Regions from separate parts of the Homo sapiens genome. Here region 2 is linked to region 1. A link is a contact called in ENCODE Hi-C or POLR2A ChIA-PET data. All regions are on one chromosome and are shown on one strand. The core of a region is the stretch at or near the end of the contact, and the rest is flanking DNA. Distances in the headings are between cores, read along the strand shown. Region 1 holds the start of SPINK13 (serine peptidase inhibitor Kazal type 13). Region 2 overlaps FBXO38-DT (FBXO38 divergent transcript).

What was found. Hi-C counts contacts between places; a loop is a spot of excess contacts on that map. ChIA-PET counts read pairs that join two places held with the same protein, here RNA polymerase II (POLR2A).
Region 2: a map of endothelial cell of hepatic sinusoid shows a loop between it and region 1 (6-fold over the local background). The contact joins the enhancer-like site here to the promoter of SPINK13 in region 1. A Hi-C loop is called at or near these places in 1 of 168 maps with a recorded cell type or tissue (endothelial cell of hepatic sinusoid). POLR2A ChIA-PET finds 5 or more read pairs at or near these places in 1 of 52 experiments (PC-3).

The regions. Positions count from the first base shown.
Region 1 is chr5:148,264,901-148,271,101 of GRCh38, forward strand. It overlaps SPINK13 (serine peptidase inhibitor Kazal type 13), which reads left to right and starts at 3,894. Exons shown (of 5, transcript NM_001040129.3): 1 at 3,894-3,988; 2 at 5,140-5,242. The coding sequence starts at 5,173. FBXO38-DT (FBXO38 divergent transcript) reads right to left here. Exons shown (of 5, transcript NR_105057.1): 5 at 3,407-4,104.
Region 2 is chr5:148,340,579-148,346,779 of GRCh38, forward strand. All of the region lies in intron 2 of FBXO38-DT (FBXO38 divergent transcript), which reads right to left. Among named protein-coding and RNA genes, the nearest start is that of SPINK9, 8.1 kb to the left of the region's middle. Within about 2 kb of position 2,618, at least 4 of the 41 ENCODE cell types and tissues checked have a DNase peak (open chromatin) inside an H3K27ac peak, as active enhancers do; they include PC-3, where a contact is called at or near this core.

The DNA.
Region 1 (6,201 bases), core at 2,644-5,143:
TTGAGAAGTGTGGCCTTTTGGGAGGTATTTAGGTTATGAGGGTTTTGTCCTCATGAATGGATTAATGCCATGATAAAATGGGCTTCAGGGAATAGGTTCATTCACTTTTATACATACATCTTCTGCCATGTGAGGATGTAGAAAGAGTAAGAAGGCCCACATTAGATGCTAGTACCTTGATCTTAGACTTCCCAGCCTCTAGTACCATTAGAGAATAAATTATTTTCTTTATAATTTATTTATAGCAGCACAAAATAAACTAAGATAATCTCACTTACAATAGCATAAAACAAATAATAAAATACCTAGGAGTAAGTTTAAACAAAGAAGTGTAAGATAAGTATACTGAAAACTATAAAACACTGATGAACGGAATTAAACACAAGTAAATGAAATATGTCCCATGCTCATAGATTCAAAGAATTAGTATTGTTGCAACATCCTTATTACCCAAATCAATCTACAGATGCAAAGCAATCCCTATCAACATTCCAATGTCATTCTTCACAGAAGTAGAAAAAAATTTCTGAAATTCATATAGAGTAACAGAAACCTCAAAGAGCCAAAGCAATCTTGATCAAAGAGAACAAAGCTAGAGGACCCATGCTATTAAATTTCAAAATATACTACAAAGCTATAGTAATCAAAACAGCATGGAACGACCATAAAAGTAGACACACTAAACAATGGATAGGATAGACAGCCCAGAAATAAACCCACACATATATGATTTTCAACAAAGGTGCCAAGAATCTACAATGGGGAAAGAACAGTATCTTCAATAAATGGTGCTGGGAAAACTGGATATTCACATGCACAGAAATGAAAGTGGATCCTTAGCTCATCCCCTATACAAGAGTCAACTCAAAATTCATTAAATACTTTAATGTAATACCCAAAACTAAAACTACTAGAAGAAAACAGAGGGGGAAGAAAGAGCTCCATAACATTGATCTGGACAATAATTTCTTGGGTATAACCCCAAAATCACAAGCAGCCAAAGCAAAAATAGACAAATGGGACAATACCAAACTAAAAAGCTTTGCACAGAAAAACAAAACAAAACAAAACAAACAAAAAAAACCAGAGTGAAGTGACATGGAAAGAGAGAAAATATTTGCAAATCATATATCTGATAAGGGACTAAAACTTGAAATATGCTAGGAACTCAAACACATCAATAGCAAGGAAACAATAAACCAACTAAACAGTGGGCAAAGGACTTGAATAAAGATTTCTTAAAAGAAGACACACAAATGGCCAATACATACATGAAAAAATGTTGAAAGTTATGTTAAGCAGTGGATATTTATTAAATACGTAGATCATTTCTAGCTAAGAAACTACTGAAACATTCATTGCTAAACCTAAATTTGAGCTCATATAATTTTGGCTTCTAATTTTTATAGAAATATTAATATTATTAATTACTAAACGTGGAATTTTTCAATTCCACATTGAAAAATTGCACTATTACAGCATATTTATAAAATTTGCTAATCTTCTATAAAATTCTTATATATGACAGATAAATCACAACAATCTACTTTCTCATTTTCTCTGTAAAAGAAAGGTTACTAATGATTGAACATTATAATCAATATATGTGCATAAAAACACTAGAAATAATGAGGGTGAAGGGAAGCAACATTGCATACATGAAAAGTATGCAAGGAATATTGTGTGTGTTTCTATTCAGGGGGAAAATAAAGGGTAACTTTATCCTTAAGTAAAATGAACAAGTTGATTTCAGTTACACAAAGTAAAATGTTACTTTTGTCATACCCGAGTATTATTACCATAAATAATAGTACCATAATATAAGCAATGAAGAGCCAATGGAGGACTTGAGTAGGGCAACAAGATCAGATTTGTATTTGGATTTGTGTCCACCATTCAGGTAATATCTGTACATAAATAAAATGGATAAACTACCCTGCAAGTCAAAAAGAAGGCCCATCATATTCATGTATAAAGGAACTATATTATAAAAATATTACTTTTCCAAAATTTATGTGACTCCTTCATCAAAATTAGGTGTTTTTTTTTTGGTGGACTAGATACAATGTCTCTAAATTACATCTGTGAAGACACATTTTTAAAAATATCCAAGAACACAGTAAACAACCGAATAAAAAAGGGATGGGTGGACTACTTTATTTCACCTTATATCTATTTATTTACTGAATACTTACCATGTGGCAAATTCAATGCTCTTCACTGTGATTACAAGGTAAAAATTATTAACAGATATAGGCAAGGCCTTTTCCTTAACAGAGCCTATATTCTAATAAATTAGAAGGCAGTATTTTGAAGAGATTAAAATCACTGGCTTTGGGAAAAGCAAGATTTAATGAAAGGAAGAGGGGTACTTTTTTTTTTTTTTTTTTTTTTTTTTTTTTACCAGAAAGGTGAAATGTGTTATACAAGGCATCCATGGTAAGGTTCTAAGAAGACTGTTGGAGGATAAATTGAAGGGATTTTTTTTTTCTAAACTTAGAGCAAATGTAGAGATAGCAAGTCAACATGGTCTTTGGCATGAATGTCATCTCTGTCCATTCTAGCATGGTTAGTAGCTAGTTGGTAGCTCCAGCAAATGAATTATCCCTTTGAGTTATCCCTATCTCAGTTTCTTTTTCTCTTATACAAGACTCAGAGTGGTATATACCTCACAGGATTATTATGAGGAGTAAATATGATGAGAAATGTAAACTCCATAGCCAGGTGCCGACAGAATGAAAAGAATGAATGAAGGTGTAGATCCCCAAGTAAGTTGATATGGAGTGAAGAATAAAAACAGAGGAAAAAAACGTAGATCATAAAAATTCCAGAATTTTAAAGTAAAAGGGAAAATAGTGGACAGGGCTTGTTCATCCTGAAGTTTGTTTACTCAGCAATGAAGAGATGAAGTTTTCCACTCAAAGTCATGTGGGTGGAATGGGATCAGATAGTGGAAATAAATTGCATAAAACAAAGAAAATGGTATGGGACATGTGGCATAAAGTAGGGACATGACATTAAATCAGAAGCTTTCACTGGAGTCTAAAGAGCTTAGGTAAATAATGATGTTAGCAGGATCACAGAGTCCCCTGTATGGAACTTTTTCTATCTTTCTCCACAACCAAGGTCTGGAGCAGGAAAATAAGAAGCTGAATTTATCCCAACTTGGAAGAAAGAAGGAAAAATAGAGAGCAGGACATCAAGAGAGGATGGACGTGTTAAGGAGCTAATTATTAACGTCAGACTGTGGAATTCAAGCTAGTACAGGAACACAAAGCCACAAAAGAGTGCTAACTACTCTAGGAGAGATTAAAGCCTGTGAAATAGAACTTTTCCAGATAATGGCGAGTTTTTAGGCTTGCTCATGCTGAAGCTTAATATAAGCTAATAAGTAGAGAAATTAGGAGGCTTGGATATTGCAAACTTTATTGGTTGGGGTGTTACCCAGGCTAATAGAAAAAAAATTATATCCTAGAAAGACAGAACAGGTGCGACTTCTGAGAAGAAAGGTTAGAGAAGACTAGAAAGGCTGGGACCACCTTGAATTTGGCACACACACACACACACCCACACGCACACACAAAATCACCAAATGATCTGGAATGTGGTAGGTCATTAATCTGCTTTGCAAATGTCAGAACTTTAGGATCCCAGTACTTCTTGTTCTCAGGATCCACAACCAGAAATCACAAGTACAGAACCTCCAGGTCTGTCTCTTCCTGCTGGAACAGGACACATCAGAGGGGTTGGTTCCGGAGAGGGATCAAACTCAGAAACAGCCATTAAAGTAAACTCATGCCAAGCAATTGGTCACTCAGCTATGCGATGAGTCAGCCTCCACTGCTGTACGTCCTTGGCTACAGACTCCTGGAACAGCAGCTCTTCTCAAGGCTAGTTGTGACAGACTCCTGGAACAGCAGCTCTTCTCAAGGCTAGTTGTGACATCCAAAGTGACAAGAGCAGGCCCATATTCAGCCACCTCATCCAGGTAACCACTCTTTGACTTCTCTCTCCTTAGTCCAAGTCAGCGGTGGGATCTCTTCAGCCTTCCTCTCTGTCAGTGGGTTTCCCTCTTTTTCCTCTAACACCCTCCTTTTGTTTCCTCTGCATATTAAAGTAGAGAAAATGTCACACTTATTTATGGTTCTCCTTCATTTCTCTTTATGCCCCTGCTACAATTTTGAAAGGAGACAGAATGGATAGAGTAGGGCGTGAGCAAGTTAAGGAAATGGACGGGGAAGGTATCTTCTCCCTGGGCCTAAATATTTCACTCCTAGCAAAGAAAAGTTGGGCTAAACAAATTGTCAATTTAATATGTTTAAACTCTACTTATATTAATATCAGTTGATTCTTTCAATATCCTATGAAGTTCATACTTTCTGAGGCCTACACTTCTCAGAGACATTAAACCAAGAATTTGAACTGCCATCTCTCTAACTCCAAACTCTGATTTCTAGCATCTCACTCAATTCAAGGTCATATGTCATATGTTTTTTGTTTTTTTTTCTGATTCTTGCATCAGGGAAGGTATACACAATTTTTATTAAGCATGACCAACAATTCTATGTTTAACCCATTCTTTATATTTGAGCCCATGTGACTGACCTGGCAAAGAGAAATTTAGCTGGGAAATAAAGGGCTTAAGTGTGGGAGAAACTGGTCCATCTCAGGGAATCACATGTTATAGGGTTATATGTCCAAGATTGTACAGGACAGCTCTCAGTTTACACCTGTTACCTCAGAATTCTTATGAATTCTTTACATGTCTGTATTCACTAACAAGAAGGCAGCAGCTTAGGTAATTAACAGCGAGATAATTAGATAATTGTAGGGTGAACCTATGTATAGGTAATAGACTTTGAGTCAGCCCTGATGAATATTGGGCCTAATTTTTCTTCCAGGCCAGAACTGTGATTGTCAGCTAGTTTTTGGCAGAAAAAAAAAAGTCATTTTTTTATGTTTTTCATCTTCCTCTTGAAAGCAAAAGGGCTCTCTCAGGCCTGAGTTCCTGGAGACCAGGTCAGTATAAATCACCAGGGCAAGTGTACAGGAATGGTATCACCTTAGGGTATTGTGTTCTCTCACATTGGAAAAGCTAGCTGTGGGGGAAACTAAAAACAATCTTGGGCATGTTCACAGGCCTTATCAAAGAAGAGTCTTATATGAGATCAAATGGCTGCCTTTCCCCACAAGATTATATTTTTCCTGGTATGCTCTACTTTGACACATGTGGCTTTCTCAGGTGAGTAACCTAAGAGGTTTTGGGAGATAAACTCTGATTTTCTTAAAGTTATAGGAAAGAAAACGAGTAATTTTTTACTTTTATGGGAAATATTTTGCTGAAATGTAAGCCAGTGCAGTCCAAACTGGGTATAATTAAAATGTATATTCTTAAATAGAAAAACCAGACTTGTTTTCTACATGGTGGAGTCACAACCTCGTGTCTATTCTGTCAATTCAAAAGAAATCCTCTAGAGCAGAGAAAATTGTGATTTTTTTATTGTAAGCAATATACAGTATAATTATTATTTTTCCTAGAAAAAATGATGCATTTTCTTATGGATTTCAAATATGATAAATGATATGATAAATATGATAATGAAAAATAAGCCAATGAAAAAAGCTATTTCTGTGATTGATGTTGGGTTGATATGTGTCTTTAGAGTTCAGTAGTAAAAATCATGAATGTATAAAAACAAAACCTATGTTACCTGCTAATTATAGATGGAATAATGCCTCCCCAAAATATCCAAGTCCTAATCACTGGAACCTGTGAATATGTTGACTTGCATGGCACAGGGGACTTTGCAGATGTAATTTAGTTAAGGATCCTAAGATTGAAAAATTATACTGGACTATTCAGGTGGAACAATATAATCACAAGGATTCTTATCAGAGGGAGGCAGGAGGGCCCAAGTCAGAGAAGATGTGACAATGGAAGCAGAAGTTAGAATGGTGCAGTAAAAGGGCCATGGGCCGAGGAACTCAGACAGCCTGTAGAAGCTGGAAAAGGTAAGGAAATTAATTCTTCCTTAGAAACTCCAGGAGGAATGCATCACTGCTGACATCTTGACTTTAGGACTTCTCACCTCCAGAATTGTAAGATAATAAATTTGTGTTTTGTTAAGTCACTAAGTTTGTGACAATTCATTACAACAGCAATAAGAAAATAGTACACCTGCAAATAAATTACAGATTAGT
Region 2 (6,201 bases), core at 1,368-3,867, 74 kb after region 1:
GATATAGAAACATGCTCAATAAATTTAATTGAAATTAAGCAACATTTTCATTAGATTATAACAGAGTCACCCATGAATTTAACATATGAAAACCTACCTATATATTATCTATAAAGAGGGAGAAAAAGAAAATGTAGTCAATCCATTTTTGAGCTATGATCTGGTCTTGCAAATTCATCAGAGATTTAGGGAACAAGACTGTCTATCAGAATGACCCATGTTAACCTCCACAGAATTCAGGTACAATGGTGTTTGTTGTTTCTTTTCTTTTCTTTCTATTTTACATTTTTTTTAAACTTTCGGAATGATGCAAGACCATCACTAACATTACTTAAAAACACTCTCTTTAAAATTTGTTGATTGGAATTTAGGGAGGGAAAAAAAGTGCTCTTCAAAGAAACTCTTTAAAGGAATTAAAAATATTAACCTAGAATTTATTCATCCATCTTTTCACCAAATATTTATTAAATATTCACTCTGCCAGATGCTGCTAGAAATGAATCAGAGAGCAAATAAATATAAACATTAGTCTTTTCTTCATGGAGCTTTAAGTATAGAGGGGAAGAACTATGTTAACAATACATCAATCTTAAATATACATATTTGAAAAAACTAGACTTAGACTGGGTAATCAGGAAAGACTTCCCTGAGAAGGTAACTTATAAGCAGAAACCTGAAGGATGGATAGAAGTCAGCAAAAGAAAATGGTGGGCAAGAGCAGTGAGTTGGAGTTGGGGGAGGTTGGCCATGGGGTTGAGAAATGAGAAGCAGCCAGGCACAGTGGCTCATGCCTGTAATCCCAGCACTTTGGGAGGCCAAGGCAGGAGGATTGCTGGAGCCTAGAAGATAAAGACCAGCCTGGGCAACACAGTGAAATGCCATCTTTACAAAAAATAGAAAAAATTAGCTGGTGTGGTAGTATATGTCTGTAGTTTCAGCTACTTGGGTGGCCAAGGCAGAAGAATCAATTAAGCCTGGGAAGTCCACTTGAGCCCGGGAGGTTGAGGCTGGATGTCAAGGCTGCACTGAGCTGAGATTGCATCCCTGCACTCTGGTCTGGGTGACGAAGTCAGACTCTGTCTCAAAAATAATAATAATAATAAAAGGAAAAAGAAAAGAAAAAAAAAGAGAGAAGCATCATTCCAAGCAGAGTGAACACATGAGACTGCAATGTAGAAAACCAGCATAAAGAGTTGTTGGCCAATTCATGTTTTCCAACCACTCTTCCTTGTTATCCTCTCTACCACCCACTTCCCACAATCCATTTTCTAACAGCCTTCAGAGTGGTATTTCTAAACATAGACCTCATCATCCATTCCCCTGGTAAGGTTGCTTCAGTGAGTCTCACTGCTTACAGCCCCATCAATATCGGCCACCTCACTCTGCAAACTCATCTCTCTCCATTCCACACTTTGCCCCAGACTGGTCACCACTCTCAGAACCTCCCATGCACTCTGAAATTTTGCACATGCTCATCCCTCTTTCTACAATTCTCTTTCCCACTTTTCCATCTTACCAATTTCCACATCATCTTTCAGCCTTAATGTCATTATCTTTAAAAAGTATCTCTTATGTATTTGGTCCTCCTAAATTAGCATACTTTATATTATTTTCACTTTAGCTCTGTAACCATCTGTTTCCACTGGCATACTGCAGGCTTGCAGTTGGCATGCCATAGGTGTTCAATTAATACCTTATAAATTAACTAAGTTAAATTAAAATGAATTGAATTTGGCTTCTGTCAACAAGTAAGCAAGGAAACCATGATGTCTTTTCCCAGATAACTCTGAAGTCAAGTGTCTTCACTCCCGATCCAGCTCCAACATTAGAATATATATCTATTTGCATTCTGCATCAACCCAAACTCTGCTTCTTCAAGCTCCCTATAAAGAATCCACAAACATACAAACAATAGAGAGCAATAAATGCTTTTCTGGAGATTGTGGAAGAGTCATCAAAATGGCCATTACCTTGCACAGCCCACAGCCCAAGATTCCTTATTACATTGCTTTCATCTCTTGCAAAACCACCTCGTAAAATCCTTGTCATTTGTAACATGAAAAAAATTACCATAAATTTTTAAAGATATACAAATAAAATAAGATGAAAACAATTAAATAATTACCAAAACCTGTTGCTAGAACTGAAGCCTACACAAATTCTAAGAAATCTCATTTTGTTTCATTTTTAATTAGCTCTTCCTCACATTTAAGCAAACCACACATTACTATATCCAATAAACCAGTCCTTGTAAAACAGGTAACTCATGTCTGTCAGAGAACAATTTTAAGCTAAAGTATTGACTTTGGAATGTTGATTAACAATAAGGGTGCAGATCAAGGAGATGGAATCCAGAGTTATAAATATGTTCCTTAACAAAACACATCCACATGGACACATTCTGGAAATATTTCAGAACTTCCTTTAAAAATAACTCTAAATCCAAACACAGCAGTCAATAAAAAATTAAGCTTTTTAAGAGCACCTGCTTAAAAATAGGAAAAAGGTTACTGGAGTTCTGTGAGATGCTTCTGGAGAGTTCAGGAAACTGGTGCATCACTCCCAGTTGCCAGACTCGAAGTGCTCCTTTCTAGGACATGAGGCATTTCATGCTCACAAATAGGTGTGGAAGTTAAAACAACTGAGGCCCCACCCAGCCAAGCCCTGCATGACTAATCAAAGAGTAAGCCTGGCTTTGGGTTTCTTTCTATCCTTGTGCCCAGTTTCTGAATCTTATTCTGCCTGCCCGTGAAACCCCTGGTGACTGCTGCATCCCCAGCCTGAGCCCCTGACTCTGTAATGTGCCCAGGAGCCTAGTCCTCTGGTACTTTGCACCTCTAGGTTGTGCTCCTTGCTTCTCTCTTCTCCACTTTACTACTTCTAGAATGGCAGCCCAGTGGCAAACACTCTTAAAACACTGGCCACCCTACTTCTGTTTTGGCTGCCTGTCTGGGCTCCAGTTGTTTCTTATACATCTCTGAGGCCCACCAATTGCTTGAACTACCATCTGTTTGCTGCCACACCCTTTAGATATTAACTTGTCCTCCCTGTGAAACTAAAATTATTTGTGAAGCCTGTAGAATATAATGGTTAAGAACTAAGGGGTTTTGGGCAGAGAAAGTCCTGGGGTCAAATTTAGGTTTGCCACTTCCAAGTAGCCTTGAGTTAGTGGCTTAATCTCTTGAGTTTCGGTTCCTGCATTTCGAATGGAGACAATAACAGTTCCTTCCAGATTAGCATGAACTAATATGTATACAGCACATAATATTGTGCCTGGCATGTAATTAGCTAACAGGAAATGGTAGATTTAAAATATAATAACAAAAATCTGTAGTTGTAATAAGTTTGCCTCGTAAGCCTATGGGTGGTTCTAATTTAGGTTCTGGCACTTCCTAGTATTTTCTGCAACCCCACCCTATCGCAACCACCACTCCCACTTGACCCTATCCTGAGATACAGCACTGAGAGCCTCCTGTTAGAGTAGATACTCACAGGGACAGCCACAGAGGTCAGCAGAGAGGCTTGACTGCAATGAAATGAAGACACAAACCTCCATTAGGGCTTCTGGAAGGACATTTAAAAAATTATCCTAAGTGTTTTTTAGAAACAAAATAAAATTATATATATATCTTCTGGTTTTGAGCCCTTTAAGAGTAGGGAATTGGGTCTTGTTCATCCTTGTGTCTCAAATAAATATTCATCTCTTCTGCCTGACGCATAGTAGGCAACGCCTGACATATATATGTAATTTTTAAACTGTCAGGGTAAACGACATCAAAACAAACTCTACTGTGAGGGAAAACAACATCAAAACCAACTCTAGGATAAATATATTTAAAAACACATATGTAATATCCTAAGGGCACAAAGAGCCCCATAGTGAATTCTACATTGCCTGAAAATTACAAAAGAGACCAGTATTATTTAGCCAAGGCCAGAGAACACCACCAACTGAATACCTCCACAGATGAAGAAATGTTTCTAGAATCTGTGGTTGCGTGAGTGTCCTTCCTAAAAGAGAGGAAGATGGAAACAGAATTAGAGGAGAGCTGGTAGCCTGAGCAGCAGTAAAGAATGGCAGCTGGAGGGGAGGCATACAAACAGTTTAAAAGATAGAGCCCACGTGCTATTTCATAAACTGACTGATAAGACGTATGAGCATGTGTATTGTCATTATCATTATTATTTAAACTGTATATTTATTATATACATTGTGTATATACAATATATGACGAAACAGAGAAAAGATTAGAAGGACAAGGAGAAAATAAGTAGGTGTTCTCAGGAATAAATTGGCCATGAATTTGAAAACATTTGCTTTGTGAAAAGCATCAATATATTTGCATTTAAGGTATTTTCTTAAAGACACCTTCTCTAATATCTTCAGTCCTCTTTGATCACAAGGACTTTTTTCCCTCAAGGGAATTACTTTTCTACTAAAATAGTATTAAGTTGACCAGGAAATCCATCCACATAGGGGCCCACTTTACAAAGAATATAATGCAGACTGGAGTAGGGCATTACGTTGCTTAACTGTGGTGAATATTTCCACTTTCTCTGTGACAGCTTCCACGAAGAGCAAAGCAAAGCATCAAGAGCATTTTCTGACAGAAACTTTTGGTCAAAGAAGACACCTTAAATATTGAACCAGTGATTCCGAAATCTAAAGATTTCTGGATATCACAGACCAATTACATTTTTTATAATTATTTATTGTAAAATAAAGCAAAAACCAAAATAGAAATTCTATTTGTTGCAAGACAAAAATCACCCACAATTTTTAGGAAACTATGTCATCATTTTAGCCCTTATCTATATAAAGGCACAAAATTCACATATTGGCAATAATATAATAAATAAATGTTGTATTCCCTTTGGCTTAATGTTAAAATGCAAGAATACTTGCATTTTTGGGTCTGTTTTTCTTTCCTCCCAAACAGTAACCTCCTAAAATAACTGAAACAAGCAGTAAACATAATATTTATATAAAGTAACTACTGGAAGAGTAATAGTGGCATTTAACAACCACCGAGGAAGACCAGTGGTCCTCAAATGGCATTCTAAGGAAATTTAGGAATTCCCAAGTATGCTGCAGCAGCTCAGTAAAGAAAAAGCAGGACCAACAAACTAGACTTCTCTACTCCAACTTCAATTCAGAGATGCATCTCTTTTATATATTTTTTATACTGGGTTATGGTTAGATTCCCAGCTTCACTACTGGCTAGCTGTATGAACTTGTGCAAGTGTTTAATTTCCGGGATTCAGTTTCCTCTTCAGTTACATAGGGATCCTGTTTGTGCCCACTTCATAGAATTTGTGTAAGCATTAAACAACTTCATGAATGAAAGTGCTTAGAATATTTATGGTACATAATTAGCATTCAACAAGTATTAGTATTACTGTTAAAAAGTACAAAATACTGATGGCTACAATCCTCACACTCAATGCAGGAATTGTCTCCATGGGATTCTTAACAGATATTCATGTACCTTCATGGATCCCTGGAGTGAGCAGGAGCTCATCATTTCTGGAGGCAGTAATTAATGAGGAATTTTACTACCAAAAGGTCATCAAGTTAAATTGACCATGTATTATTTACCCCCTCATGTGTCCTAAATGTAGCTCTTGGGGCCACAGAGAAAAAGTCTAGTTGAGAACACTTTTGGTATTTTTAAGATAGTTCTCGCATGCCTCCTGAGTTTACTAACATTCATTGAAGAATATCTGATACCAGGTTCTTACTAAATGCTTTACATCATAATCTTATTTAAATCCCAAAACAACCTTATGAATACAGACCTTTTAATGTCACCAGCTTGGAAACTTCCTTGAAGACAGTGTTTATAACATTTACTAGGGTATATCTAACACCTAATATAGTAATGAACGTAGTAGGAGTTCAAAAAACCAAAAACCAAAAGTAATAAGTTAATGAATGAGTCCTCTTTTTTCTCACTTGTGAAAAATGAGATTCAGTGAAGACAGACTATGTTGTTCAACACAAATAGGAAATTATGGAATTGTGATTGGCAAGGGCATTTACTGGGTCCAGAACCCAAGCTTTTAAACACTGCTGTACTCTGTTCCCTAGGCAACATCATAATTCCTATCCCCACAGCAGCTCATCTGAACAGATTCTGGCTGTTTTATTGATTTACAGGGAAATAAATGTAAGTAAGCTCTCTGTAATCCAACCTTTTC